3 separate regions of the Homo sapiens genome follow, and all the other regions are linked to region 2. Evidence: read pairs that join two places in POLR2A ChIA-PET (ENCODE). Cell type or tissue: PC-9. All regions are shown on one strand. Each heading gives the region's core, and the rest is flanking DNA. Links, peaks and the distances in the headings are about the cores only.

Region 1 (10,734 bases), core at 3,538-8,537, 100 kb after region 2:
TTTTGAGGTCCACCCCACCTTCCATTAGTCAGCAAAGATCCCTCCTATGGCCAACCCCATATCCTTACACAATTTTGCACTTATTGCTTTTATTAAAAGAATAGCTTTATTGTGATAAAATTCACACACCATACAATTCACCCATTTAAAGTGTACAATTGAGTCGGTGGTTTTTAATATATTCACAGGGTTGTGCAATCATTTCCACAGTTTATTTTATTTTATTTTATTATTTTTTGAGATGGAGTCTTGCTGTGACGCCCAGGCTGGAGTGCAATGACGTGATCTCAGCTCACTGCAACCTCCGCTTCCTGGGTTCAAGTGATTCTTCTGCCTCAGTCTCCCAAGTAGCTGGCACTACAAGCACATGCCACCATGCCCAGCTAATTTTTGTATTTTTAGAAGAGACGGGGTTTCATTATATTGGCCAGGCTGGTCTTGAACTCCTGACCTCAAGTGATCAGCCCACCTCGGCCTCCCAAAGTGCTGGGATTACAGGCATGAGCCACCACACCCAGCCTCACAGTCCATTTTAGAACATTACATTATCCTGATAAGAAAACCTCTGCTTTTTGGTCTGGGTACAGTGGCTCCTGCCTATAATCTCAGCACTTTGGGAGGCTGAGGTGGGGGAGTTACTTGAGCCCAGTAGGAGTTTGAGATCCGCCTGGGCAATATAGCAAGACTGCATGGCTATAAAAAATTTAAAAATTAGGCCAGACACGGTGGCTCATGCCTGTAATCCCAGCACTTTGGGAGGCTGAGGTGGGCGGATCGCCTGCGGTCGGGAGTTCAAGACCAGCCTGACCAGCATGGAGAAACCCTGTCTCTACTAAAAACACAAAATTAGCTGGGCGTGGTGGCACATGCCTGTAGTCCCAGCTACTAGGGAGGCTGAGGCAGGAGAATCACTTGAACCTGGCAGGCAGAGGTTGCAGTGAGCCAAGATCGTACCATTGCACTCCAGCTCAGGCAACAAGAGCAAAACTGTCTCAAAAAAAAAAAATTAAAAATTAGCCAGGAGTGGTGGTACACACCTACAGTCTCAGCTACTTGGAGGCTGAGGTGGGAGGATCGCTTGAGCCCAGGAGTTGGAGGCTGCAGTGTGCTATGATGGCACCACTGCAGTCCAGCCTGCACAACAGAGCAAGACCCTGTCCCTCATTTAAAAAAAAAAAAAAAAAAAAGCTTAAATCCCTCCTAATCTCTGGGCAGCCTCCTGGTCTTTGAGCCTGGAGTGAAGCTGAACCCACAGGTGAGAGAACAAGAGGCCCCAGGTACAGGGAGAGGGGATTGCAGAGCTGGAGGCAGGTGGCCCAACTACCACCCAGCGGATATGAATAAGCACCCACTGACTAGGCGCTGTCATAGTCATTGGACAGCTCTGGGTCCCAGCTGTGGGCAAAGCCCAGACTGGGTGCTTTGGGATTCCGGCTCTGTGCCTGGCATCACTTCTGGCCCTGTCTGAGTAGCAGCTTCCTGCAAACAGATGTGGCCTTGTGCCCTGTGCTGGCAGGCCCTCCGGAGAGCTGAAGGTGCCTTAGGACCCAGGCCCATGCCTGCTGACCTCCACTGATCAAGAGAGGCCTGATGAATGGGGGCTTTTCTAAGTGGGACCACATCTCCCCTCAGGTCACAGTGCCCAAGAAAGGGTCACAGCTTCCCCCTCTGATTGGGGCTTCTCAGGGAAGGGTCCATGCCCCACTCAGATCAGAGTTTCCAAAGCATGGTTGTACCTCCCTCACCAGACTTACTTTTTGGGGGAGCTCCCTATGTCTTCCCTCCGACCTTTTGCAAAGCATGCCTATGCCTCTCCCCTTAGGGTAAGGCCATGTCCTTTCTGTTATACCAACTTCCTAGGAGTTCCACCCACTGTGTGGCCTTCTATCTGAGACACACTTTCCTCATCCGTAAAGTAGGGAGAGTCATATTTGTGTCATAAAATTGCCATGGATGGAACAAGAATAGCATAACATCACAATATTAACCATCCAATCAATACTTACTATAGCCATACTATGGAATGTTATTGGCAATGAAAAGAAACAAGAACTGATACATGCCACAACATGGATGGACTCTGAACACATGATGTTAAGTCACAAAGAATCAAAGATGGTATTATTCCATTTATATGAATAGACAAATCTCTAAAGACAAAAAGTAGATTGGTGATTGCCTAGGGCTGAGGGTGGGGCAGAATGGAGGGATTGGGGGATGAGGGCTTCTTTTAGGGATAAGGAAAATATTGTAAAATTGATTGTGATGATGGATGTACAATTCTGTGAATATACTAAAAGTCATTAAAGTATACATGATAAATTAATGAATTGTATGGTAAAGTAAACTGTATTTCGATAAAGCTGTAAAAGGATGTACAGACATGTGAGGAAGTAGGAAAATATGACTTGTAATTTTTAAAAAATCAATGAAACAGATCCAGAAGTGATCAAATTAGTTTGCAAGACTTTAAATTGGCTATAGAAATATGTTCAAGATTTTAAAGGGAAAACAAACATAATGAGGAGAGAAATAGAAGATTTAAAAGAGAACCAATGGAACTGCTGGAGCTGAAAATATAATGTCTAAGATAAAAAAATATAGGATGAGCTTAACAGCAGATTTGACACTACAAAGACAAGATCAATGAATCTGAATATATCCAAACTAAAGCACTGAGGGAAAAAAGCAAGCCAAAAAAATTTTAACAGAGGCTTGGTGACCTGTAGGACAATATTAATCCATCCAACACACATATAACTGGAGTACCAGAGGCAGAAGAAATAATTGCTGAATTTTCTTCAAATTGCAAATTTGATTAAAATCATAAACCCAAAGATCCAAGAAACTCAAAGAGCTCCAAGAAGAATAAATATTAATTCAAAGAAAACCACACCAAAACATATCACAATCAAGTTGTTGAATACCAAAAATAAAGAGAAAAATCTTAAAAGCAGCCAGAGGGCGAAATGACACATTATGTAGAAGGAACAAAGATAAGAATGACTGCTGACTTATTGTCAGAAACAATGAAAGCTAGAGGACAATAACATGACATCTTTAGAGTGCTGGGGTTGGGGGGGAAGCTATTAACCTAGAATTCTTTACTCAGTTAAAATAGTCTCCCCTAAATGAAGACAAAATAAAGGTATTTTTTAAAGAAACAAACGGTGAGAAAATTTATTGCCCAGCAGAAATTGCACTACAAAAAATTATAAAATTAAAATTTCAGGCTAAAGGAAAAAGATACACATAAGCATGAGATACAAGACAATGAAAAACACTAGGAATGGCAAATATGTGGACTAATGTAAGAGATACTTTCTCTTATTTTCATTTCTTTAAAAGATAATTGGCTGGGCGCAGTGGCTCATTCCTGTAATCCCAGCACTTTGGGAGGCCGAGGTGGGCAGATCACCTGAGGTTGGGAGTTCGAGACCAGCTTCACCAACAAGGAGAAACCCCATCTCTACTAAAAATACAAAATTAGCCGGGCGTGGTGACACATGCCTGTAATCCCAGCTACTCAGGAAGCTGAGGCAGGAGAATTGCTTGAACCGGGAGGCAGAGGTTGCGGTGAGCCAAGATCACGCCATTGCACTCCAGCCTGGGCAACAAGAGTGAAACTCTGTCTCAAAAAAAAAAAAAAAGGAATTGTTTAAAGAAAAAAATAGCAGTGTATTGTGGGGTTTATAACTTCCGAGATGCATGACTACAATAGCATAAAGGACGGAAGAGTGAAATCAAAGTATGCTGCTGTAAGGTTCTTGTATTATTCATGAAGTGTTAAATGCAATTTAAGGGTAGATTGTGAAAAGTTAAAGATTCAAATTATAAACTCTAGGATAATCACACACACAAAGAAATAGCTTATAGGTAAAAGGTGAAAAAATGGCAAACAAAAACCAAAACAAACAAAAAACTTCAATCTAAAGGAAAGTAGGAGGCTGGGTGTGGTGGCTCACACCTTTAATCCTAGCACTTTGGGAGGCCGAGGCGGGTGGATTGCCTGAGCTCAGGAGTTCGAGACCAGCCTGGGCAACATGGTGAAACCCCGTCTCTACTAAAATACAAAAAAATTAGCCGGGTGTGGTAGCGTGCGCCTGTAGTCCCAGCTACTTGGGAGGCTAAGGCAGGAGAATTGCTTGAACCTGGGAGGTGGAAGTTGTAGTGAGCCGAGATTGCGCCACTGCCCTCCAGCCTGGGTGACAGAGCAAACTCTGCCTCTACAGAATAAATAAATAAATAAATAAATAAATAAATAAATAAATAAAATTAGCTGGGTGTGGTGGCAGGCGCCTGTAATCACAGCTACTCGGGAGACTGAGACATGAGAATCACTTGAACCCAGGAAGTGGAAGCTGCAGTGAGCCAAGATCATGCCACTGAACTCCAGCCTGGGTGACAGAGGGAGACTTCGTTAAAAAAAAAAAAAAAGAGGAAGGTAGGAAAATAAGCAAAGAACAGAGGAAACAAATAAACAAATAGCAAGCAGGTAGAGTTAAACCCAAACATATCACTTCGCATCTAGCCACATGGAACGACGGGAACTGGATTGATCCTTCTATCTTAAAAACTGGAAAACCAAACAAAATACGTGAAGCGGCAGTTGTCTGATGTGAACCATAGGCAGTGCTGAGACGTGATCCCCAAGAGAAGAGAAATAAAGTGAGTTCTAAGATCTGGAAAATTTGCAAATATTAGGAAATTATCATACTTCTAAATAACCCATAGGTCAAAGAAGAAATCGCATGGGAAATTAGAAAATATCTTGAATTAAATAGAAATGAAAAAACAACCTATTAATATTTGAGGGGTGCAGCCTTAAGCAACGCTTTGAGGGCAATTTATAGCTCTAATTGTTATACACAAGAAGAAAGCTCTAAAATAAATGAGTGATGGTTCTACCTGTGTGTGTGTGTGTGTGTGTCTGTGTGTGTGTGACAGGGTCTCGCTCTGTTGCCCAGGCTGGAGTGCAGTGGTACAACCAGAGCTCACTGCAGCCTCGACCTCCCAGGTTCAAGCAATCCTCTTACCTCAGCCTCCTAAGTAGCTGGGAGTACAGGCATATGCCACTTCACCCAGCTAATTTTTTAATTAATTCATTTTTTTTTTTTTGGTAGGGACACTGTCTTGCTATATTGTCAGGCCTAGTCTCAAACTCCTAGGCTCAAGTAATCCTCCTACCTTGACCTCCCAAAGTGCTAGGGTTACAGGCATGAGCCACTGCACCCAGCCAAGGGTCTACCTTACATGCTAGAAAATGAAAGAGCAAATTAAACCTGATGTAGAAAAATACGAATCATAAAAAGCAGAAATCAATTGAATAGAAAATGAACCAATAATGAAGAAAATCACTGATACCAAAAGCAGTTTCTTTGAAAAGTCCAAGTGTTGATGTATTCATTATCTATTGCTGTGTAGCAACACAACCACCGCAAACAGTGGCTTTAAACAACATGTATTTATTTTCTCATAGTTTCTGGGGGCCAGGAGTCCAGGCACAGCTTAGCTAGGTCCTCTGCTTCTAGCTCACTAAGTTGCAATCAAGGTGTCTCATCTGAGGCCAACTGGTGGAGAATCGACTTCTAACTCATGTGGTGGTTGACAGAATTCAGTTCCTTGCAGGCTGCTGGACCAAGAGCTTCAGTTTCCACCTGGCTGTCAGCCAGAGGCCACTCCCATCTCCTTGCCACATGGCAGCTTACTTCCTCAAAGCCATTAGGTGTATGGTGGGGAGGACAAGAGTGTCCTAGCAAGATGGATTATTATCTTACATAATGTAATCACATACACGTCATCATGTACATGCCTTCACCTGTGTTATATTCTATGATTTAGAAGCAAGTCACAAGTCACATCCACGCTCAAGGGGAGGCCACACAAAGGTGTGATGGCAGGAGGTGGGACTCATAGGGCCACCACAGTCTCTCACCACCACTGATAAGACTCAAGCTATATTCTTTAAACCAAAAATGGAGAATACTGCATTATCAATATTAGTCATGAAAGAAGAGACATTACTAAAGCTTCTGTGTACATGAAACAGATAATAAGGGAATGTTATGAGCAATAGCATGCCAGTACATTTGATAGCTCAAGTAGCATGGACAAATTCTTTGAAGACACAAATGACCAAAACTGGCTCAAGAATAAATAGAAGTTTAGAAGGAAAACATAGCGCTGTAAATTCCTATATTAAAAATGAAGCAAGATCTCAAATCAATAACCTAAACTTCTACCCTAAGAAACAAGAAAAAGAGGAACAAAGTTAAACTCAAAGCAAATACAAAGAAAGAAATAATATAGATTAAGGGGAAATAAATGAAATAGAGACAGAAAAGCAATAGAGAAAGCTAATGAAACCAAAAAGTTGGTTCTTCAAAAAGATCAACAAAATTCACAAATCTTTAGACTTGCCAAGAAAAAAAGAGAAAAAAATTCAAATTACTAAAATTGAGAATGGAAGAAATGACATTACTATTTTTTTTTTTTTGAGACGGAGTCTTGCTCTGTTGCCCAGGCTGGAGTGCAGTGGCACAATCTCGGCTCACTGCAACCTCTACCTCCTGGGTTCAAGTGATCCTCCTGCCTCAGCCTCCCAAGTAGCTGGGATTACAGGCACACGTCAACACAGCCGGCTAATTTTGTATTTTTAGTAGAGATGGGGTTTCACCATGTTGGCCAGGCTGGTCTCGAACCCCTGATCTCAGGTGATCCACCCGCCTCGGCCTCTCAAAGTGCTGGGATTACAGGTGTCAGCCACTGCGCCCAGCCAGGACATTACTATTAACCTTACAGAAGGATAGAGAATTATAAGGGAATACTATGAACAATTGTATCCCAGGGACAAATTCTTACAAAGCCTCAAGCTATTAGAACAGACACAAAAAGAAATTAAAAATCTCAAAATATCTATAACAAGAGATTGAATTAATAATTAAAACAAAACAAAACAAAGCAAAACAAACACAAAAGAACTCCTTGCAAAGAAAAACCCAGGACCAGATGGCTTCACTGATGATTTCTGCCAAACATTTAAAGAAGAATTAATATCAATCCTCCAAAAACCTTTCCAAAAATAGGGGGGAAATTTTCCAACTCATTCTGAGGTCCTGACACCAAAACCACACAAAGACAAAACAAGAAAAGAAAACTATAGACCAATAATTCTTACAAATAAAGACAAAAAAATTCTCAGCAAAATACTAGAAAATGAATTCACTAACATACAAAAAGGATTATATACCAATGATCAAGTGAGATTTATGCCAGGAATGTAAGTTTGCCTCAGTGTACAAAAATCAATGCAGTTAATACACCCTATTAATGGAATAAAAGGCAAAACCATATCATCGTCTCAATAGATGTAGAAAAAGCATTGTCAAAATCCAACACCCTTTTGTGATAAAAACAATCTCCAAACTAGGAATAGAAGGATAATTTCTCAACCTGAAAAAAGACATCCATAAAAACCCACCTATCATCATACACAGTGATGAAAGGTAGAAAGCTTTCTTCCTAAGATCAAAAACAAGACAAGAATGTCCCCTGTCAACACTTATATTCCACATTGCATCAGATGTTCTAGCCAGGGCAGGAGAAAGAAATAAAGGCATCCAGATTAGAAAGGATTAAGTATAACTGCCTCTATTTGCAGAGAATGTGGCCTTGTATAGAGAAAATCCTCAGGATTACACAAACACACAGACATATATACACACACACAACTATTAGAACTAATAAATGAGTTCAGCAAGGTTGTAGAATACAAGATAAATATATAAAAATCTGTTATATTTTTTGGAAATGAACAATCCAAAAAATTAGATTAAGAAAACAATTCCATTTATAATAACATAAAAATAAAATACTTAGGAATAAATTTAATAAAACAAGCACAAGACATACTCTGACAACCACAAAACACAGTTGAAAGAAATTAAAGAAGTCTTGATGGGGTGCAGTGGCTCACGCCTGTAATCTCAGCACTTTGGGAGACCAAGGCAGGTGGATCACCTGAGGTCAGGAGTTCGAGACCAGCCTGGCCAATATGGTGAAACACCGTCTCTACTAAAAATACAAAAATTAGCCAGACATGGTGGTGCCTGCCTCTAATCCCAGCTACCAGGGAGGCTGAGGCAGGAGAATCGCTTGAACCCAGGAGGTGGAGGTTGCAGTGAGCCAAGATTGTGCCATTGCATTCCAGCCCGGGTGACAGAGTGAGACTCCGTCTCAAAAGAAAAAAAAAAGAAACAGCAATTAAAGAAGACCTAAATAAATGGAAAGACATCCTGTGTTTATGGATTGGAAGACTTAATATTGTTAAAATGCCAATAATCCCTAAAATGATCTATGGATTCAATTTAATCCTTATCAAAATCTCAGCTGCCTCTGTTGTAGAAATTGACACGCTGCTTCTAAAATTCATATGGAAATGCAAGGGACTCAGAATTACAAAATAATCTTGAAAAAGATGAAAAAAATTGGAAGACTCACATTTCTTGACTTTAAAACTTACTAGAAAGCTGTAATAATGAAAACATCATGGTAGTGACTTAAGAATCTACATTGGATTAATAGAATAAAATTGAGACTCTAGAAATAAGCCCACACATTCACAGTCAATTGATTTTTGACAAGAATGTTAGTCTTTTCAACAAATGGTGAGAGACAACTGTATATCCACATGCAAAAGAATGAATTTGAGCCCCTACCTCATTCCATATACAAAACTTAACTCAAAATAGATCATAGACCCAAATATAAGAGCTAAAGCGACAAAACTCTTAGAAGAAAAGATAAGTATAAATCTTTATGACCTTGAGTTAGGCAATGGTTTCTTAGATATGACACCTAAAGCACAAGTAATAAAAGAAAAAATTCATAAATTGGAGTTCATCAAAATTTAAAACTTTGTATTCTTTTTTTTCTTTGTTCCTTTTTTGTAAGGACAGGGTTTCTGTTCTTGTTTTTTTTTTTTTTTTTTTTTTTTGAGATGGAGTCTTGCTCTGTCACCCATGTCACCCAGGCTGGGGTGCAATGGCGCAATCTCAGCTCACTGCAACCTCAGCCTCCCAGGTTCAAGTGATTCTCCTGCCTCAGCCTCCCGAGCAGCTGGGATCACAGGCACGCACCACCATGCCAGGCTAATTTTTGTATTTTTAGTAAAGACGGTGTTTCACCATGTTGGCCAGGCTGGTCTGGAACTCCTGACCTCGTGACCCGTCCACCTCAGCCTCCCAAAGTGCTGGGATTACAGGCGTGAGCCGCTGCGCCCAGCCCCTGAGACAAGGTCCTATTCTGTTGCCCAGGATGAAGTGCAGTGAAGTGATCATGGCTCCCTGCACCTTGAACTCCTGGGCTCAAGTGATCTTCCTGCCTAGCTGGCACATCATCAGGCATATAGGCATGTGCTACCATGCCCAGGTAATTTTTTTGATTTTTTGTAAAGATGGGGAGCAGGGGGCGGGTCTCATTATATTTTCCAGGCTGGTCTTGAACTACTGACCTCAAAGTGATCCTCCCACCTCAGCCTACCAAAGCACTGGGATTACAGGCATAAGCCACCCCACCTGGCCAAAAACTTTGTTTCAAAGCACCCAGAAAATGAAAAGACAAACCACCTAATTTTGTGTTTTTAGTAGAGATGGGGTTTTACCATGTTGGCCAGGCTGGTCTCAAACTGCCGAACTCAAAAGATCCGCCCGCCTCAACCTCCCAAAATGCTGGGATTACAGGCATGAGCCACTGTACCCAGCCTAAATTAAGGATCTTGAGGTGGAGAAATTATCCTGGATTATCTGGATAGGTCCCATTGCAAAGTTTCTCGTAAGCGGGGAGGCAAGAGGGTCAGAGTCAGAAAAAAGAGATGTGATAATGGAAGCAGAGATTGATACAATGAGATCAAGAGCCAGAGCAAAGGGGGTGGGATTTAGGCCGGGCTTGGTGGCTCACACCTGTAATCCCAGCACTTTGGGAGGCCGAGGCCAGCGGATCACTTGAGCTTGTGAGTTCAAGAGCAGCCTGGCCAACCTGGTGAAACCTCATCCCTACTAAATATACAAAAATTAGCCACGCGTGGTGAGGCATGCCTATAATCCTAGCTATTCGGGAGGCTGAGGCAGGAGAATCACTTGAACCCGGGAGGTGGAGTTTGCAGTGAGCTGAGATTGTGCCACTGCACTCCAGCCTGGGAGACAAATAATAATAATAATAATAATAATAATAATAATAATAATAATAATGACTTTCTTTTTAAAATTTCAGTTCCCACTGTTTGAGCTAGCATATGGAAATTCAATTGACACTTTGTTCTGCTAACTTATTAGTTCTAGTAGCTTATTTCCTATTTCCTAGGATTTTCTACATAGATGATCATGTTGTCTGCAATAAGGACAGTGTTTCTTCCTCCTTTCCAATTGGTATGCCTTTTATTTTTTCTTCTTTTATTATTGCACAAGCTAGAACCTCCAGTACCATGCTAAATGCAAACAGCGAGAGTGGACATGTTTGCCTTGTTTCTAATCTTAGAGAGAAATCATTCATACTTTACCCATTAAGACATTAGCTTTAAGTTTTTGTAGCTATATTTTTTGCCGTTGAGACAGTCCCCTTTTATATTTAGTTTGCTGAATTCTTTTTTTTTTCTTTTTTTAATTATCAATGGGGCATGCACGGTGGCTCATGCCTATAATCCTAGCACTTTGGGAGGCTGAGGAGTGGATCACTTGA
Region 2 (6,076 bases), core at 129-5,128:
TGGCTCACACCTGTAATCCCAGCACTTTGGGAGGCTGAGGCTAGTGGATCACCTGAGGTCAGGAGTTTGAGACCAGCCTGGCCAACACGGTGAAACCCTGTTTCTACGAAAAATACAAAAATTAGCCAGGCGTGGTGGCGGGCGCCTGTAATCCCAGCTACTTGGAAGGCTGAGGCAGGAGAATCACTTGAACCCGGGAGATGGAGGCTGCAGGGAGCCAAGATCGTACCACTGCATTCCAGCCTGGGCGACAGAGCAAGACTCTGTCAAAACAAACAAACAAACAAACAAACAACGGTAATAGTATCTACAGCAGGCACTTAACATTTTGAGTGCTTCACACTTAGCAGCCCATTTTTTATGCATTGCAGCAGGAAAGGTAGGCACTATTGTCATTCCCATTTTGCAGATGAGAACGCTGAGGCAGAGCAGAGGTTAAGCAGTGTGCTCAGGGCTTCAGGGACGGGAAGTGGCTGGGGAGCCTGCGCCCTTCGCGGCTCCACCACATGACGTCACTCTGTTTCCCTGGCAATGTCTGTTGACTCAGGCCTGCCAAGCAGTCAGCAGTGAGCAGGGGAGGAGGCCAGGGCTGCTGGGGGTCGGCGCTGAGGAAGCCAGGATTTTCCGAGGTAGAAACTGGCCCCAAGTGGACCTGCCCGGCTGGTTGGTGGATCCCTGGGGGAGTCTTCCACCTCCCACCAACGCTGCTCACAGGAGGCCAGGAATTCAGGGGCTACAGACAGCGTGGGTCTGGCCAGGCAGGGCTGCCAGAGCGCCAAGTGCAGAGGCTGTGGGACTGCCACGTCCTCTGGGCTGGCTCGTGGTGGGAGCGGTCCTGCTGGCAGGACAGGAAGGCGGGCGGGGGCCCGGGGTGCCCAGATGAGGAATACCAGCTCCTTTGCTCGGGCCAGAGAGCTGGGGTGGAGGCAGAGACTGCCCAGACTCCTCATACCCACAGCAGGCCCAGTCCCTTCCTGGACACAGGGACCATGTAACTGTCAGGGTCAGGGCAAGCTTAGGGATGGTGGAATTGCCTCCTGGGGGGCAACTGGGATTTCAAGGGTGTTTTTGGTGGTCACAGGGGTTGAAGGCACCATAAGCATTTAGTGGGCAGGGGCCAGGTTTTTAAACTGTCATAAACGTGTCCTAGAAACTGCCTTTTTCTTTTTCTTTTCTTTTCTTTTTTTGAGATACAGTCTCGCTCTGTCGTCCAGGCCGGAGTGCAGTGGCGTGATCTCGGCTCACTGCAACCTCCATCTCCTGGGTTCAAGCGATTCTCCTGCCTCAGCCTCCCGAGTAGCTGGGATTACAGGTGCCCGCCACCACACCTGGCTAATTTTTGTGTTTTTAGTAGAGATGGGGTTTCACCATATTGGTCAGGCTGGTCTGGAACCCCCGACCTCAGTTGATCTGCCCACCTCGGCCTCCCAAAGTGCTGGGATTACAGGTGCCCGCCACCACGCCTGGCTAATTTTTGAATTTTTAGTAGAGATGGGGTTTAACCATATTGTTCAGGCTGGTCTGGAACTCCTGACCTCAGGTGATCTGCCTGCCTCGGCCTCCCAAAGTGCTGGGATTACAGGTGTGAGCCACCACGCCCGGCCGAAACTGCCTTTTTCTATTGTGACCACCCCAGTCCTGTGCTGTCAGGGATGGTGTGGTGGCAAGGGAGCCACAAGTGGTTGTGGGGTGCACTCACCATATTTGGCTGCTTTAGCGGCAGCCAGGGCTCCAGGTACTGGGGAGAAAGAAAAGTTGGGGAGTGGTCAGGAGCCGAGCTCTGTGCCTGGGAGTTCTGCCGCCTCCTCTAGAGAGCCCTCCCTGACTTCCTTGGCCTCTATTGCTTCCTCAAAGCCCTGAAGCTGTACAGGCACAGAGCTTTAGGGCTGAACAGTGCCTCCACCTTCCGTCTGCCCCTTCCTTCTCTCCCCAGGCCTAGCATGGACTGCCTGAGGCTGGGCACAGAGTGGGGCTCAGTCACCAGCTGGTGAAGAACTGGAGTTCCTAGTGGTCCCCTGGCCACAGAGCACTGCTGAAGGGGAGCCAGGCTGATCTACCTGCTCCTTCCCTGGTTGGAGGGCAGGCTTTTTCTCAGTCTGGAGCCCTGCCACCCCTCTACTGAGGAGGCAGATACTCTGCAATTGGGCAGCCTGGGGTCCCTTGGCCTGGTCTGCCCTCCTCCCGCTATCTGTTACCCCCAGATGCTTAGGAGAACCTAACAAGGATTTTACTATGCACCCCTGGGTGATGAGGGGGTGCTGGGGAGGTGCTGAGAGGAGGAGGGATCTCCTTCCCTGAGCTCAGGGGACAGGCTCCGCCTAACTCCCTCATCTGCACCTGCCCCGAAGCCAGGAACACCAGCACCAACTCCAAGTCCAGGAACACCAGCACCAACTCCAAGTCCAGGGACGCCGACACCAACTCCAAGTCCAGGGATGCCAGCACCAAGCCCAGCTGCAGCTCCTGCAGACAGAGGGCAGTGGTGGCGACAGCAGGCAGGGAGCATGCCCCTAAGGAGGTGTCCTGCCCAGGGAGCTGAGCCTAGTCCCAGAGGAAGGGGCCCAGATCCAAGCAGCGGCCTCCTCCCTGGCTGTTGCCCCTAACCAGCTCTGAGATCGTTGGGGAGAGGAGAGAAAGGTGGGCGAGGCACTCACGGAGCTGGGCTTTGGCAGCCACCTTGGCAGCGGATTTTGCTGCAGCTGAGGGAGGGAGAGAGAGGGGGATTAGAGATGGAGGCGGGGCCCATGGAGGCTTCGGGGGCCCCTCAGGCTCATTGACTCATGAAACTCACCTGCAACTCCACCAGGGCCAATGCCGGGAGCCACGCCAACGCCAGGAGCCACACCAACTCCAGGAGCCACGCCAACTCCAGGAGCCAAGCCAACTCCAGGAGCCACACCGACACCAGGAGCCACGCCAACTCCAGGAGCCACGCCGACACCAGGAACTAACCCTGCAAGATTGAGAAGAGCTGATCATTAACCAAGACCTGATCAAAGAGGACAGAAGCTTATGGAAAGAGGGCTGGAGCCTCGGCCCTGGCATAGATTTGCTGTGTGACCCTGGATCAGTTACTTTCCCTTGCTGGGCCTCAGCTTCCTCCTCCCTAATATGAAGTGTGTGCAGGCTCAGGAGTTCATAACTTTGTTTTTTTGGAGACAGAGTCTCACTCTATCGCCCAGGCTGGAGTGCAATGGCGTGATCTCGACTCACTGCAACCACCACCTCCCGAGTTCAAGTGAGTCTCCTGCCTCAGCCTCCTGAGTAGCTGGGACTACAGGTGCGCACCACCATGCCCGGCTAATTTTTTTGTATTTTTAGTAGAGACAGGGTTTCACCATGTTGGCCAGGCTGGTCTTAAACTCCTGACCTTGGGTGATCCACCCGACTTGGCCTCCCAAAGTTCTGGGATTATAGTTGTGAGCTGCTGCATTTGGCCAGGAGTTCTTAACCTTTTCAGTGACAAGGACCCCTTGGAGATTTGAGGCTGATGGAGGCAGATTTACATTATATAAGGGACTTTGTAAGACAGAAAGGCTTTGGGTTCAAATCTCAGCTCAGCCACCATTTAGCTGTGCAACTGTAGGCAAGTTACTTAAGCTCTGGGAACCTCAGTTTCCACATCTGTAAAATGGGAAAAATAAAATCAACTCTGTAAGATTTTTGTAGGCCAGACACGTTGGCTCATGCCTGTCATCCCAGCACTTTGAGAGGCCAATGTGGGAGGATCGCATACAATTTTTTTTTTTTTTAAACTGGGCATGGTGGCATGTGACTGTAGCCCCAGCTACTAGGGATACTAAGGGGGAATAATGGCTTAAGCTAGGAGTTTGAGGCCTGCGGCGAGCTGACGGCATCACTGCACTCCAACCTGGGCGACAATGTGAGACCCCGTCTCAAATAAATAAATAATAAAGATTGCTGTGTGTGAGAATATGGGGCTCAGCAGACCTGCAGTCGAAATGCTCTCTGGCCTATTCAGTCCTAGAGATTCTGATCTGAACCTTTCAGCCCACAGGTCCCTAGGGCCAAGGCCTACAGACCCCATGCCCAGGGCCTGACATACAGTTGAGCTCTACAATTGGTGCTGCCACGATTTGCCATGTTCAGAAAAGTGTGGGCACCTGGGGCTGCCAGGGTGGCCCTCAAATGTAGCAAGAGATGGGGAACAAGAAGTACTGCAGGCCGGGTGTGGTGGCTCACGCCTGTAATCCCAGGACTTTGGGAGGCAGAGGCAGGAGGATCGCTTTAGCCTAGGAGTTTGAGACCAGCCTGAGCAACATAGTGAGACCGCTGTCGCTACAAAAAAATTAAAAAATTAGCCAGGCATGGTGGTGGGCACCTGTGGTCTCAGCTCTTGGGGGGCGGAAGCAGGCAGACTGCTTGAGACTGGGAGGTTGAGGCTGTAGTGAGCTATGATTGTGGCACTGTACCCCATCCTGGGTGACAGAGCTAGACCCTATCTCAAGAAAAAAGGAGAAGGAGAAGAAAGAAGAAGGAGGAAAAGGAGGAGAAGAAAGACGGAAGAGAAGAGAAGAAGGAGGAGAAAGAAGCAGAGGAAGAAGAAGAAGAAGGAGAAAGAAGAAGAAAGAAGGAGAAAAAGAGGAAGAAGAAGAAGAAAGAAGAAGAAGGAGAAGAAAGGAGAAGCAGGAGGAGGAGGAAGAGGGAGGAGAAGGAAAAGAAGCAGGAGGAGAAGAAGAGGAAGGAGAAGAAGAAGAATGAGAAGGAGGAGGAGGGAGAAGGAGAAGGAGGAGGAGGAGAAGAAAGAAGAAGAAGAAGAAGGAAGAGGAGCACAAGAAGAAGAAGGAGAAGGAGAAAGAGAAGGAGAAGGGGGAGAACTGGAGTCCCTCAAGGGGAGCTGGAGCTCAGCATGAGGTCAGGTCCCCAATAGCCTGGGAGGCACCAGGGGCTTTAGGAACAGGGAGGCTCACACTGCTCACCCTGCTCCCCTAATCAGAAACATCACCCACACTCCTAGAGGTCATTCATCAGTGGGCCAAAAGGTCTAAGGAGGGCCCACCCCAGAATGTGACAGCTTAAGTGGGGTGGAAAGGAACAGGAAGCTGGGCGGTCAGACCCCAGAGCAGGGCACAGGAGAAAGCAGTTCTCCGTGAGCCAGTGGCGGGGGTGAGGGGGACTTACCAAACTGGGCGGCTTTGGCGGCTGCTTTAGCAGCTGCAGCTGCTGGGGTCCCCACTCCTGGAGGTGTGAAGAGAAGGGGTGAGAGAGTAATCTCTCACACCCCTCCCTGCTTCCCATCTCTAGGCTCAGTCTTCCCATTTGTAAAATGGTGCAGTCGACCTTGGTCAACTCCAGGGACCCTTCCATGAGACAAACCAAACCCATCTCTGGGCTGGAGACACAGCTCACCTGGCACTCCTCCCGTGCCCGGCACACCTGGGACTGCGCCTGGGGCACCTGGCACTAGCCCACCCAGCACTCCTGCTCCTGCAGCACCTCGGGGAGTGGAGAACTTTCAGCCTTGCCCCTCCCAGTACTCACTTTTTGGGGGAGCAAGGGTGGGTGGGAGAATCGGAGGAAGAAGAGAATGGCTTCCTGGCACCTTCAATTCTTTTTCTTTTTCTTTTTTTTTTATTTTTAGAGTTGGAGTCTTGCTCTGTCACCCAGGCTGGAGTGCAATGGTATAATCTCTGCTCACTGCAGCCTCTACCTCCCGGGTTCAAGCCATTCTCCTGCCTCAGCCTCCCAAGTAGCTGGGACTATAGGTGCCCGCCACCATGCCCAGCTAATTTTTGTATTTTTAGTACAGACAGCATTTCACCATATTGGCCAGGCTGGTCTCGAACTCCTGGCCTCAAGGGATCCACCTGCCTTGGCCTCCCAAAGTGCTGGGATTACAGGCATCAGCCACCCAACCCTGCCAGACACCTTCAATTCTGGGGGTGGGGGGTGGGGTGATGAGCCAGTGACCAACAGTCCTAACAGGGGGCATCTGAAAAGGACAGTAAGAGTGGAGTGTGGCTTTGGAAGATGGGGCAGGGGCCTCGTGACCTTGGTCCAGGCCATTTCAGTCCTGGAGGCCTGGGAGCCAGTTTGCCCTGAGGTTGGACCCTGA
Region 3 (10,734 bases), core at 3,374-8,373, 630 kb after region 2:
AACTGCCAATTCCTGACCAGCTGAACGAGGTGAAGCTGGTGTAATGGGAAGAGCCTTTGAGGCCTGAGCCTTGGGCGCAGGTTCTGCTGCTGAGCAGCTTTGCGGCCTTGGTAAGCACGGGCGAGCCAGGTCCTACACAGAACACTTGGGGAATTTTTGTCCTGCCTGGAGGAAGCGGGCTTGCCCCAACAGCAGATTGAATTTTCCTGCTCATCCGCTCCAGCCTCCAGCTCTGGAGAAGAGAACCATGCTCCTTCTGGACATTTTCTGCATGGCGACAGTGACACTTGGGGCTCCCAGCCTTCCTCTATGAAGTCCTGCTCCTCCAGTAATTTCCCCAGGCACACACTAGGATACTGCCTTGGGGTGGTCACTTCTGGTCGTGTCCTGGTCTCAGCACACTCTTAGCCACTGCCTTACCAGGCTGTGACCTTGTGGGGCAGCCACTTTGATGACTGCAAATGGGGGCATGGGAACTCCATCTCTGAGGACAGGGGCCTGAGTCATGACCTGGGAGTCAGCTGAGGCCTGTCCTTGTCCTGCACACTCTTCTCAAGTTTTGTCTCTGGGGAGGTGACATGGTCAGTAGACTTGGTTAACAGGTGGCATCTGGATTCCAACAGAGCCACTCAGAGGGGGCATCTCTTCCTGCTGGCCAGGGGCTAGGGTGTCTCTGGAGGACACTGAGGAACTCACCTCCCATTAACTGCGCTCTCCTAACCCCAGCCCTGGGCCTCCTGGCTTTTCAACACCTGGGACTGCTGTGTTCAGGAGCTGCTTCCTTGAGCGGGCAACTTCCTGGGAGCAGGAGGATCTTGGGCTCACCACACACAAGCGCAAACCCACAGGGACAGGCTCAGCCTCCCAAGAGGCTTGCGGGCGTGTGGTGCCGCACTCTGAAGACCCAAATGCTGGGCACCAGGACCACTAAGGGGAAGGCCCGGGCCTGGGCACGCGATGCACATGCCAGCACGTGTGGGTTTCCGAGGTATTTTTGTTTGGCCCTGGAGGGTTCTTTAATGGGCGTGGGGAGAGGTCTGGCAGTGGTAGGGGTGTTTGTCTCCTCCCCACCCGCTTTGCCCAGCTTCTGGGGACATAAACTTGCCAAGGCATACACCCTGCCTTTCCCCACCAGGACCTAATCGGATCCCTGGTGTGGAACGCACAAAAGTTCTGGAGGCAGACTTGGGTTCAACTCCCAGCTTGGCCTCAAACTGCGTGGCTATGTGCTGTAGCGGCCAACCAATCTAAACACTTCCCGTCCGAAACGTGAGGCGAGCAGATCACATGAGAGGGCTGTGTTTCCTTTTTCCCTTTCCTCCAGGGCCTAGGACTTATTTCCATAGCATCTTCCAGGTCTGAGAAAGCTGGCAGGGCCCTGCCCTCCCTCCCAGGTCCTGGCCTCAAAGCACAGCCCCCGGGGCCTGTCCTGACCCTGCACTGCCCCTCTCTGCGCTCCCATCTGGGCTGCCCTGAAAACCAGCAGCAGGCTGGTGTCTGCTGAGCAGGACATGGTCACTGACAGCAAGGAAGAAAGAAGGGGCAGGTGGGTGCCCTTGGATGCTCATCCTCCCCCTGCCTTTCCCACACCCCGCCTGCCTTGCTCTTCCCAAGTCTGTGGAATCCTCTCCATTCGCTCCAGCTGCCCCCGCCCTGGTATAGGCCCTTCCCATCTTCCCTTCCACTGCCTGTGAGCCCAGCTCCCTGAAGCCTCTGCCCCTCCCACGCCCAGTGTGGGCACTTTACTGCCTCTAACGAGCTCATTCTGTTTCCCACTCAAAGACCCTCGCATGGCCAGGTGCAGTGGCTCAAGCCTATAATCCCAGCACTTTGGGAAGCCAAGGTGGGTGGATCACTTGAGGCCAGGAGTTCAAGACCAGCCTGGGTAACATGGTGAAACCCCGTCTCTACAAAAAAATACAAAAATGAGCCAGGCATGGTGGCGGATGCCACCCAGGCGGCTGAGGCAGGAGAATTGCTTGAACCTGGGAGGCAGAGATTGCAGTGAGCTGAGATCGTGCCACTGCACTCCAGTCTGGGCAACAGAGTGAGACTCTGCCTTAAATTAAAAACAAAAACAAACAAAAAACAAACAAAAAACCCTCGTGCAGCATTACAAGGAGGTAGGGTCACTTGGCTTTGTTGGTCAGAGGCACATGGGGACTTACTTAATGTGTGCTCTGCGCAAAGGGAAGGATTTAGATGGAGAGGGCGTTCCCCGTGCAATAAACGGCCTAAGAACAGGTGCAAGGGCTGTAAGCTTCCCTGGGGCACCACTGCGCCTTGTGGTGAGGAATACCCCTTAACCCCCTCAGCCTGCCATGGTCTTGTCTCCTGGGAGCGTGACCCAACCTGTTTGATTCTCACTGGACTTTTCTTGTCCCTGTAGGATTGGTGGTTGGGGTAGGGCACAGGGCTCCAGCCCGAGAGGCCCTAGGTTTGGGGCTCCGCCTCACCATTCATCCTCAGCACCTGAGCGTCTCCCCTCCTGGAGCCTCCCCGTGGCTCTAAAGTGAGGCTGGCAGCAGGGCTGGACCGCTGGGATCTCCTGGCACTGACACCAAATGCCGGCCGTGTATAGTAGGCACCCAGGGACACTAGTAACTAATACTCTCACCTGGCTGGAGTCACAGCAGCCAAGATGGGGCCCTGGGGTCTGACCCCAAGCCAATAGGGGTCTCCAGATGGCCACACGTGCCCAGCTACCCAGTCCGCAGAAACAGGACAGGCCCTAGCAGCCCTAAGCTACCCCAGCACACAGATGGACATGGGACCTTTCCCCATACCTGCCCCAGTGTGGAGCTCTGCACAGCCACCTGAGCTGCCTCATTCCCACCGCTGCCATTAGCAACTCAAATCTGACAAGCTTAGGAGCTAGGGGCCCAATTCCCACTCTACTCAAGGGCTTCCCAGCTCCACGTGCATGTCTGTGCTACCCAGAGGCCCACAGACCAGAACAACCTCTTCACCCCACCTGGAGACGCCAGGGAGCAGGCTGGGGCTGCCCTGGTGGGGGCTGCCCTGGTGGGGGCCCCGAGGAGCCAGGCAGACGCACCAGCAATTTTCCAAGGCCCCAGGGAGGCGGTCCTCGTGACAACATTGACACAGGCTGACACCTTTACTTTCCACGCCAATAAGGAGAGCAAGTTCCCAGAGAAGGAAAACTCATCCATAGCCTCAAACTGGACTCCCTGGGGCCAGAGGTGGCAGTGTCACCCTGGGGAATTCCCTGAACATCCGCAGGCGTCCCTGTCTCCATTTGGAAGCACAGAGACGGGCGGGAGGGGAAAACACGCACACATGGTGTCTGGGACTCCTGCAATGCACAGCTGTTCCGGGGGGACTTCCTCCTGATTGGGGGGTGCCAGCACCCACTGCCAGCTCTGCTTACAAGAAAGACTCCTGCAGGGCCCTCACCCTCCTACCTTCCCCCCTTCCCAGCCAGAGAGGACTCAGCAGTGCCACGCGGGGGTTTATTCCAGTCACAGCTTCCAGAGGAACGCAACAATAAATTACATCATTAAATAAACTCCGGCTGGACCCCTCTGCCCCGCCCCTCCACATCCTCCACTAGGACCCTGTGGGGACTCAGCCTGGTCCAGCCCCCGCATTAGGGGAGACCCCCATCTCCCCTAATGAGCCTCACGGGGTCCCGCCCTGATCCTCAGTCCCCGGTGCTCACTTGCCTGACCTTGACAGCTGGGCAGCTGCTAGTCAGCTGTCTCTAGGGGATGCAGGGGGCAGGGCGTGGAGGGCAAGGAGGGGGCAGCAGCCACCCCGCGCCAGGCCTGTGTGGCTAGAGGTGTGTGGGGTTCTCCAAAGAGGGGTCCGTCTTAGTCATGTGCAAGACCACGGTGGGAGCCTTATAGTGGCAGTGCGTGCCACGTCCGTAGCTCCCGGGGGCGCGGCAGGCCTTGGCCCGGGCCCGGCCAGCTGCTATCTTGCGGTAGCACAGGCTCTGCCAGGTCTGGAAAGTCTTGGAGCTCCACACCCAGACGCCGCTGGTGATCCCCACCACCAGTGACATGAAAATTTTGAGCATGAAGACCGCCACGGTGGGCACCGAGCCCCCTGGCAGCGAGCAGTCCCTCCGGCCTCCGGGCCCCGCGGCCGCTGCGCATGGCTGCTCTGTGGCCCGAAGGCGCCAGAAGTCCATGTTGAGGCGTTCGTAGACATAGCAAACGATGACGCAGGTGGCGGGCACCGTGTAGAGGATGGAGAAGACCCCGATCTTGACCATGAGCTTCTCCAGCTTCTCTGTGTTGGTGCCGCCCGTCTTCATGATCTTGCGGATGTGGAAGAGGGCCACGAAGCCGGTCAGGAGGAAACTACTGCCCAGCACCAGGTAGCCAGAGAGGGGCACCAGCACGAAGCCCGTGAGCGCTGCTGCATCCGTGCTGGCCACGTAGCAAAGCCCAGTCAGCTCATCACCCGCCACCTTGCGCAGGGTCAGGATGACGATGGTCTTGAGCGCGGGCAGGCCCCAGGCAGCCATGTGGAAATAGCTGCCGTGGGCCTCGATGGCCTCGTGGCCCCATTTCTTCCCGGCAGCCAGGAACCAGGTGAGCGTCAGGACCACCCACCAGAGCGAGCTGGCCATGCCGAAGTAGTAGAGCAGTAGGAAGACCAGCGTGCAGCCCGTGTTCTCCAGGCCCTCCTGGATCACGTAGAGCGCGCCCGCCTCCTGGTCACAGGCCACGCTCTGCGCTCCGGCCACCGCACGGATCAGGAAGGCCAGCGAGTAGACGTTGTAGCACATGGAGAGGAAGATGATGGGGCGCTCGGGGTACTGGAAGCGGTGGGGCTCCAGCAAGAAGGTGAGCACAGTGAAGGCGGTGGAGAAGAAGCACAGCGCCGACCACACGGCCATCCAGACCAGCGCGAAGTCCTTGTCGCGCCGGGACCAGAACACCTCGACGCCGGGCCCGCAGCGCGGTGCGCACGAGCGGCTCTTCTCCACGTACTGGAACTTCTCGGGGTTCTCGCAGGTGCCACTGCCGCCCGCGCCCGGGCCCAGGTCTCCGGGAGGGCGCGCGGGCCGCGGCGCCACGGGCAGCATGCCCAGGCCCTTGTGGGGCTCCGCGGGGCCGGCCGTGGCGTTCTCGGGCGCCTCCATGCACAGCGCGTGCGGGTCGTTGCGCGTGGGCAGCCGGGCGCAGTCGAGCGAGTCCGGCCAGCCGAAGTTGAACTGCTCCATGATGGGCGCGCAGCGCAGGCGCGCCTGCTCGCACATGGGCCGGCAGGCGGGAATGGGCGTCGAGACCTGGTCGGTGCACATGGGCGCGTAGAGCGAGCACAGGAAGAAGCGCAGGTGGCTGTGGCAGCCGTACTGCACCAGCGGCGCGAACTCCGCTAGCTCGGCAGCCGCCTCGCCCTGCGACGTGTGGCCCAGCAGGTTGGGCATGCGGGTCAGGTTGTAGCCGATGCCGCGGCACATGGGGATCTCCACCGCCTGGCACGGCGCAGCCCCGCGCCCGCGCTCCGGGTCGAAGCGGCCGATCTCCAGTGCCGCGCCGCCCGCCGCCAGCAGCTGCCACAGCAGCAGCGCCCCCCGCAGAGGCGCCACGGCCATCCCGGGAGGCCCGGGCCGAAGGCGGGAGCGCGGCCCCGGCTCACTCGGGCTCAGCGGTCCCGCGCCCCGGTGCCTGCCCGCCACGTCGCGGGGCGCGGGCCATCGCTGAGCCGCCCACGTGTGTCCGGGCGCCCTGGGCAGCGAGCGGGCAGCCGCCCGAGGGACAGGAGCCGCCGAGCCCGCCTAGCCGCCACCGCCGCTGCCACCGGAGCCGCCGCTGAGCCAGAGCCGGCGCAACCTCCCGGGGCCGAGGCTACCAGCCCCCGGGGCGGGGCTCCGGGAGGACACGCCCAGGGACACGCCTCCCACTGGGCTTTAAAGGCGCCGCGTCTCCCGGCCACGCGGAGCACGGGGTGGGGCCGGGCCTGGTGGGTGTCCGCCCGCTTGCCCTCCGCTTACACTCGGTTTCTTCCCTTCCCTTGCTGCCTGGGAGAGGCTGCGGGAAGTCCCCGTACCCACACTCTCAGACTGGGTCGCCTCATTTTACTCTAGGAGGGAGACTTTTTTTTTTTTTTTTTTTTTTTTGAGACGGAGTTTTGCTCTTGTCGCCCAGGCTGGAGTGCAGTGGCGCGATATCGGCTCACTGCAACCTCCGCCTCCCGGGTTCCAGCGATTATCCTGCCTCAGCCTCCCGAGTAGCTGGGATTACAGGCTCCTGCCACCACGCCCCTCTAATTTTTTGTATTTTTAGTAAAGACGGGGTTTCACCATTTTGGCCAGGCTGGTCTCGAACTCCTGACCTCAGGTGATTCACCTGCCTCGGCCTCCCAAAGTGCTGGGATTAGAGGCTTGAGCCACCGCGCCCAGCTGGAAGACTTTTTATTTTTATTTTTAATTGTTATTTCTTTTTAGAGACAGGGTCTCTCTGTGTCGCCCAGGCTGGAGTCCAGTGGAACGACCATAGTTCACTGCAGCCTCCATCTCCCGGGCTCAAGCGACCTTCCCGCCTCAGCCACCAGAGTAGCTGGGATTACAGGTGGGCACCACCACTCCCGGCTAATTTTAAAATGTTTTTGTAGAGACAGGGTCTCACTATGTTACCCAGGCTGGTCTTGAACTCCTGGGCTCAAGGGATGCTCCCGCTTCTGCCTCCCAAAGTGCCGGGATTACAGGCGTGCTCCACCGTGCCCGGCCAGGGGAGACCATTTCTAAGGCTTCCCACGTGTGGAAGTCTGCCTTGTACCCAGTGGCAGCTCAAATACAGCGTCTGCCTCTCCCCTCAGTGTATGTGACTTGGGGCTCCTCTCTGAGCCTCAGCTTGCTTTTCTGTAATGCAGGCAGATAATCCTACTGTTAAAATCAACAGTTCTGCCAGGCGCAGTGGCTCACCCCCACCCCCATCTTGCCCCATCAGCCTGGGCAACATAGTGAGACCTCGTCTCTAATAAAGAAAAAAAAATAGCTTTTTTTTTTTTGAGATGGAGTTTCGCTCTTGTCGCCCAGGCTCATCTCATCGCCCAGGAGTGCAATGGTGCGATCTTGGCTCACTGCAACCTCCGCCTCCCGGGTTCAAGCAATTCTCCTGCCTCAACCTTCCAAGTAGCTGGGATTACAGGCGCCCACCATCACTCCCGGGTAATTTTTGTACTTTTAGTAGAGACAGGGGTTTCACCATGTTGGCCAGGCTGGTCTCGAACTCCTGACCTCAGGTGATCCATCCACCTCGGCCTCCCAAAGTGTTGGGATTACAGGCATGAGCCACGGTGCCTGGCCTGAAAAAAAAAAAAAAGAAAAAAAAAAAAAGAAAATCAACAACACGTGTTGGGCACCTGAATCTGATCGATCACACTTCATACTTGCCCTTATTGTATCTTCTCAGCAATCCAAGAATGCTACGTTATCCTTATTTCCCAGGTGGGGAAACTGAGTCTCAGAGAGGAATGACATACCCAAGGGCATAGAGCTACTAAGTGTTCCATTTGTGATTGTCTGTTCCGGAACCCATACCCATTTCACAAGGCCACCGTGCTCCTCTGGGGAGTGTCGCCATCACCCTCTCACCTCTCTCTAGGCTGCCCCCTTGAGACTCCTGGGACCCGCTTAGAAACTGCCATGGTTCCTGGGTAGCTCTGTGGGTGAAATCCAAGTGCCACCGGCAGGCCACACAAGGGGCAAGGGGCCCTGATCTGGGACTCTTTAGAGAAGGCCATCCCCCTTTCACCCAACTGTTCCTATTCTCTTGGCCTGGAAACACCTGGAGGACTCAGAATGTTTCACATGAGCACTTAGTACTGTTTCATGTGAGCACTTAGCATCGTTTCATGTGAGCACTTAGTACTGTTTCACGTGAGCACTTAGCATCATTTCACGTGAGCACTTAGCATCGTTTCATGTGAGCACTTAGTACTGTTTCACGTGAGCACTTAGCACTGTTTCACATGAGCACTTAGTACTGTTTGACGTGAGCACTTAGTACTGTTGCACGTGAGCATTTAGCACTGTTTCATACGAGCACTTAGTACAGGGCTAGGCACCCTGGCTGAGCCCAGGGATGGTGAGTGAATGAATGAGTGAGTAACCTAGAACTTCAGGGAGGCACAGAAACTGACCGAGGACCTGTTGTGAGCCTCCTGGGCTCTGGGCCAGGGATTTTACAGTGATCATTTGTTCACCCTCATCACAGTGCTACAAGGAATCCCGTACCCATATACAGATGAGAAATTGAGGCTTAGCAAACTCAAATATTTGCCCAGGATTACGCAGCTCGTAAGGGTCAAGATTGGCATCCAGGCTCCTCCATTGCAAGAGGCTGCCTGTTAACACCACCAGAGGCAGGACACCAGCCCAGCCGGCCCAGCTCAGCCACACCTGCCTGCACTAGAGCCTGGCCTGTGGTAGGGACTTGGGAAGGAGTCAGCAGTGGTGGTGGCAATGGTGAGAAAATGGGGCCATCATTTCCCACACATCCCTGTAATTAGTACTCTGCTACCCTTAGAGCTGTGCTGGAGCAGGGAGGGGACCAGGCAGGGGACATGCCATCTCGTGCATACACTCAGCCCCTCGCTCCTCAAGAGGATCGGGAGATGGGGCACCAAGGAGACGCAGCCAGCCCTGTGTCCAGCACAGGATAGTACTCAGCCACATGTGGGCCATGAGACGTCCTGAAGTTCCCAAAGAGGTAAGGCAGGAGTATGGTACCTGTGACCCTGGGGGACCCAGGTGAGGCACCGTGGCTCAAGCCTGTAATCCTAGCACTTTGGGAGGCCAAGGTGGGAGAATCACTTGAGCCCAGGAGTTCGAGACCAGCCTGGGCAAAATAGCAAGACCCCACCATCTCTAAAACAAAAATAAACAAAAAAGTCAGGGATGGTGGTATGCGCCTGTAGTCTCAGCTACTCAAGAGGCTGAGGCTGGAGAATCCCTTGAGCCTGGGAGGCTGCAGTGAGCCATGATCACACCACTGCACTCCAGCCTGGGCAACAGAGTGAGACCCTATCTCTAGAAAAAAAATAAAAAGAAAGACAGGGAGAGGGGGAGGGGAGGCAGGGGGAGGGGGAGGGGGGAGGAGGGGAAGGGGAGGGAGGGGGAGGAGGGGAAGGGGATGGAGGGGGAGGAGGGGAAGGGGAGGGAGGGGGAGGGGTTAGAGGGAGGGAGGGGGAGGGGGAGGGGAGCGGGGGGGAAGGGAGGGCAGGGCAGGGCAGGGCACTGCAGGGAAGGGAAGGGACCCAGCTTTGATCACCTGGGCATTGATAATGGAGGGTCCCAAAACTTCAGCAGCAGCTGCCCAGAATAAAGTGCATGCTCTCAGGGATGGCAGTGGAAGTTCCTCCAAGCAGAGACCCCGCCTCACCTCTTCATTTCCTGTCACACCCGACACCCCACTCTTACTCCTCCCCAGAAACACCCTGCAAAGCCATGCTTCCAGGCCTTTGCCAGGCTTGTTTCCCCAGCTCTGAAGGTCTTCCTCCTCTTCTGTTCCATCTGGCACCCCAGATTGAAGCATCACCTCCCAGGGCCAGCCCAGCAGAGCTGGGCTGGGGCTGGAGGCTCTGCTCTGTGGATCCAGGGTCCAGGCCAGCCCATCTGTCCAGCACACTGTGGCCTCTGCATCCGTGCCCTCCCTCGGCCCCATGCCAGCCACTGTTCAAGGGCCATGGAATAACATCAAGAAATAACATATTGGCCGGGTGCAATGACTCACACCTGCAATCCTAGTACTTTGGGAGGCCAAGGTGGGAGGATTGCTTGAGCCCAGAGTTCAAGACCAGCCTGGGCAACACAGCAAGACCCCCTCTCTCCACAAAAAAACCCACAAAAAAACAACCATATTATTTCTCTGTATCTGGCCCCAAGGAGGCCTAGGTGCACAGATGATAGTGATGTGTGGCCCCAACTCCTGAGCCCCCAGCTGTCAGGGTGCCAGGAGGTGGGGCTCCCCTCCCACAGACTTGGGAGGTTCAGGCTGCTAGAAACCTCCCAGTGCTGGGGCTAGCCTAAGAGCCAGGTTTTGTGGGCCCCCGCCCCCATCTTGCCAGGGTGGAGAAGCGTCGGGGGGCCCTTCCTCTGGCAGCTTCGGTGGGCAGGGCGCCCCAGGGGCCGTGGGATGCCAGGCCTGTCACCATGGCAACGGCCGCGCCTGGGAAGCCAGAGGAGGGGAGTGGATGAGCTCCGCCCCCACGCAGATGCGGCCTGGGAGAGAAGAGGCCTCTGGCCTCCTGCCCACCCACCCGGCTTTGTCACCCGATCTCCCTCTTTACAAAGGTGGAACAATGCTCCTGGAGCTCACTGAAAGGGAGACTATGCGGAGGACCGGAGGACCGGAGGGGCCGGGAGGAGGGAGGTCACTATCAATGCCCATCTCCGGCACCCCTCCCTGGGCCGAGGGGCCCCCCTAACTCCTCCTCCCCCTGGGGAGAAGCCGTCCCTCCTGGGACCCCTGGCTGGGGCCAGTAGTTGTCCTGCATATGTGGGAAGGGACGCCCTCCTGACCTGTGTCCCTGCATCCCCAACCCTCCCCTCCCCGAACACATGTCAACCCCTAGAGGGTACACCCTCCCCTTCCTTTCCTGCCTCCTCCAGGATGACCCCCACTCAGCGCCCTGCGGACCCTCGTGCCCACCTCTGTGCCTTGCAGCCACCATGCTGCACCTGTGCCTTCATCCCCATGAGCCTGGGGAGGTCAGGGCCCTGGCTGTGCTCTGCAGCGTCTGGGAGCCTGCCCT

Evidence for each region. ChIA-PET counts read pairs that join two places held together with the same protein. Peaks named below come from ENCODE experiments on the same cell type or tissue, not always from the same donor. Only the 100,000 strongest peaks of a DNase experiment are listed, where the experiment ranks them.
Region 1: POLR2A ChIA-PET joins it to region 2 with 5 read pairs; 5 of 35 experiments call an interaction of 5 or more read pairs at or near these places.
Region 3: POLR2A ChIA-PET joins it to region 2 with 7 read pairs; 1 of 35 experiments calls an interaction of 5 or more read pairs at or near these places.

Annotation. Positions count from the first base shown.
Region 1 is chr7:73,955,706-73,966,439 of GRCh38, reverse strand. No RefSeq gene overlaps it. Among named protein-coding and RNA genes, the nearest start is that of ELN, 67 kb to the left of the region's middle. In PC-9, for the core only: no CTCF peak of the experiment used is centred there; a DNase peak (open chromatin) is centred at 5,669.
Region 2 is chr7:74,056,763-74,062,838 of GRCh38, reverse strand. It overlaps ELN (elastin), which reads right to left. Exons shown (of 33, transcript NM_000501.4): 22 at 5,143-5,199; 23 at 2,792-2,953; 24 at 2,655-2,699; 25 at 2,338-2,463; 26 at 1,700-1,738. ELN-AS1 (ELN antisense RNA 1) reads left to right here and starts at 559. Exons shown (of 2, transcript NR_183555.1): 1 at 559-629; 2 at 2,807-3,934. RefSeq lists a silencer at 391-583 and enhancers at 386-680, 224-724, 725-1,225. In PC-9, for the core only: no CTCF peak of the experiment used is centred there; DNase peaks (open chromatin) are centred at 538 and 2,818.
Region 3 is chr7:73,428,846-73,439,579 of GRCh38, reverse strand. FZD9 (frizzled class receptor 9) reads right to left here and starts at 5,802. Exons shown (of 1, transcript NM_003508.3): 1 at 3,460-5,802. The coding sequence starts at 5,572. The coding sequence ends at 3,797. RefSeq lists silencers at 3,867-4,161, 5,700-5,989 and enhancers at 5,110-5,983, 10,297-10,734. In PC-9, for the core only: no CTCF peak of the experiment used is centred there; a DNase peak (open chromatin) is centred at 5,859; H3K4me3 peaks cover 1,115 bases.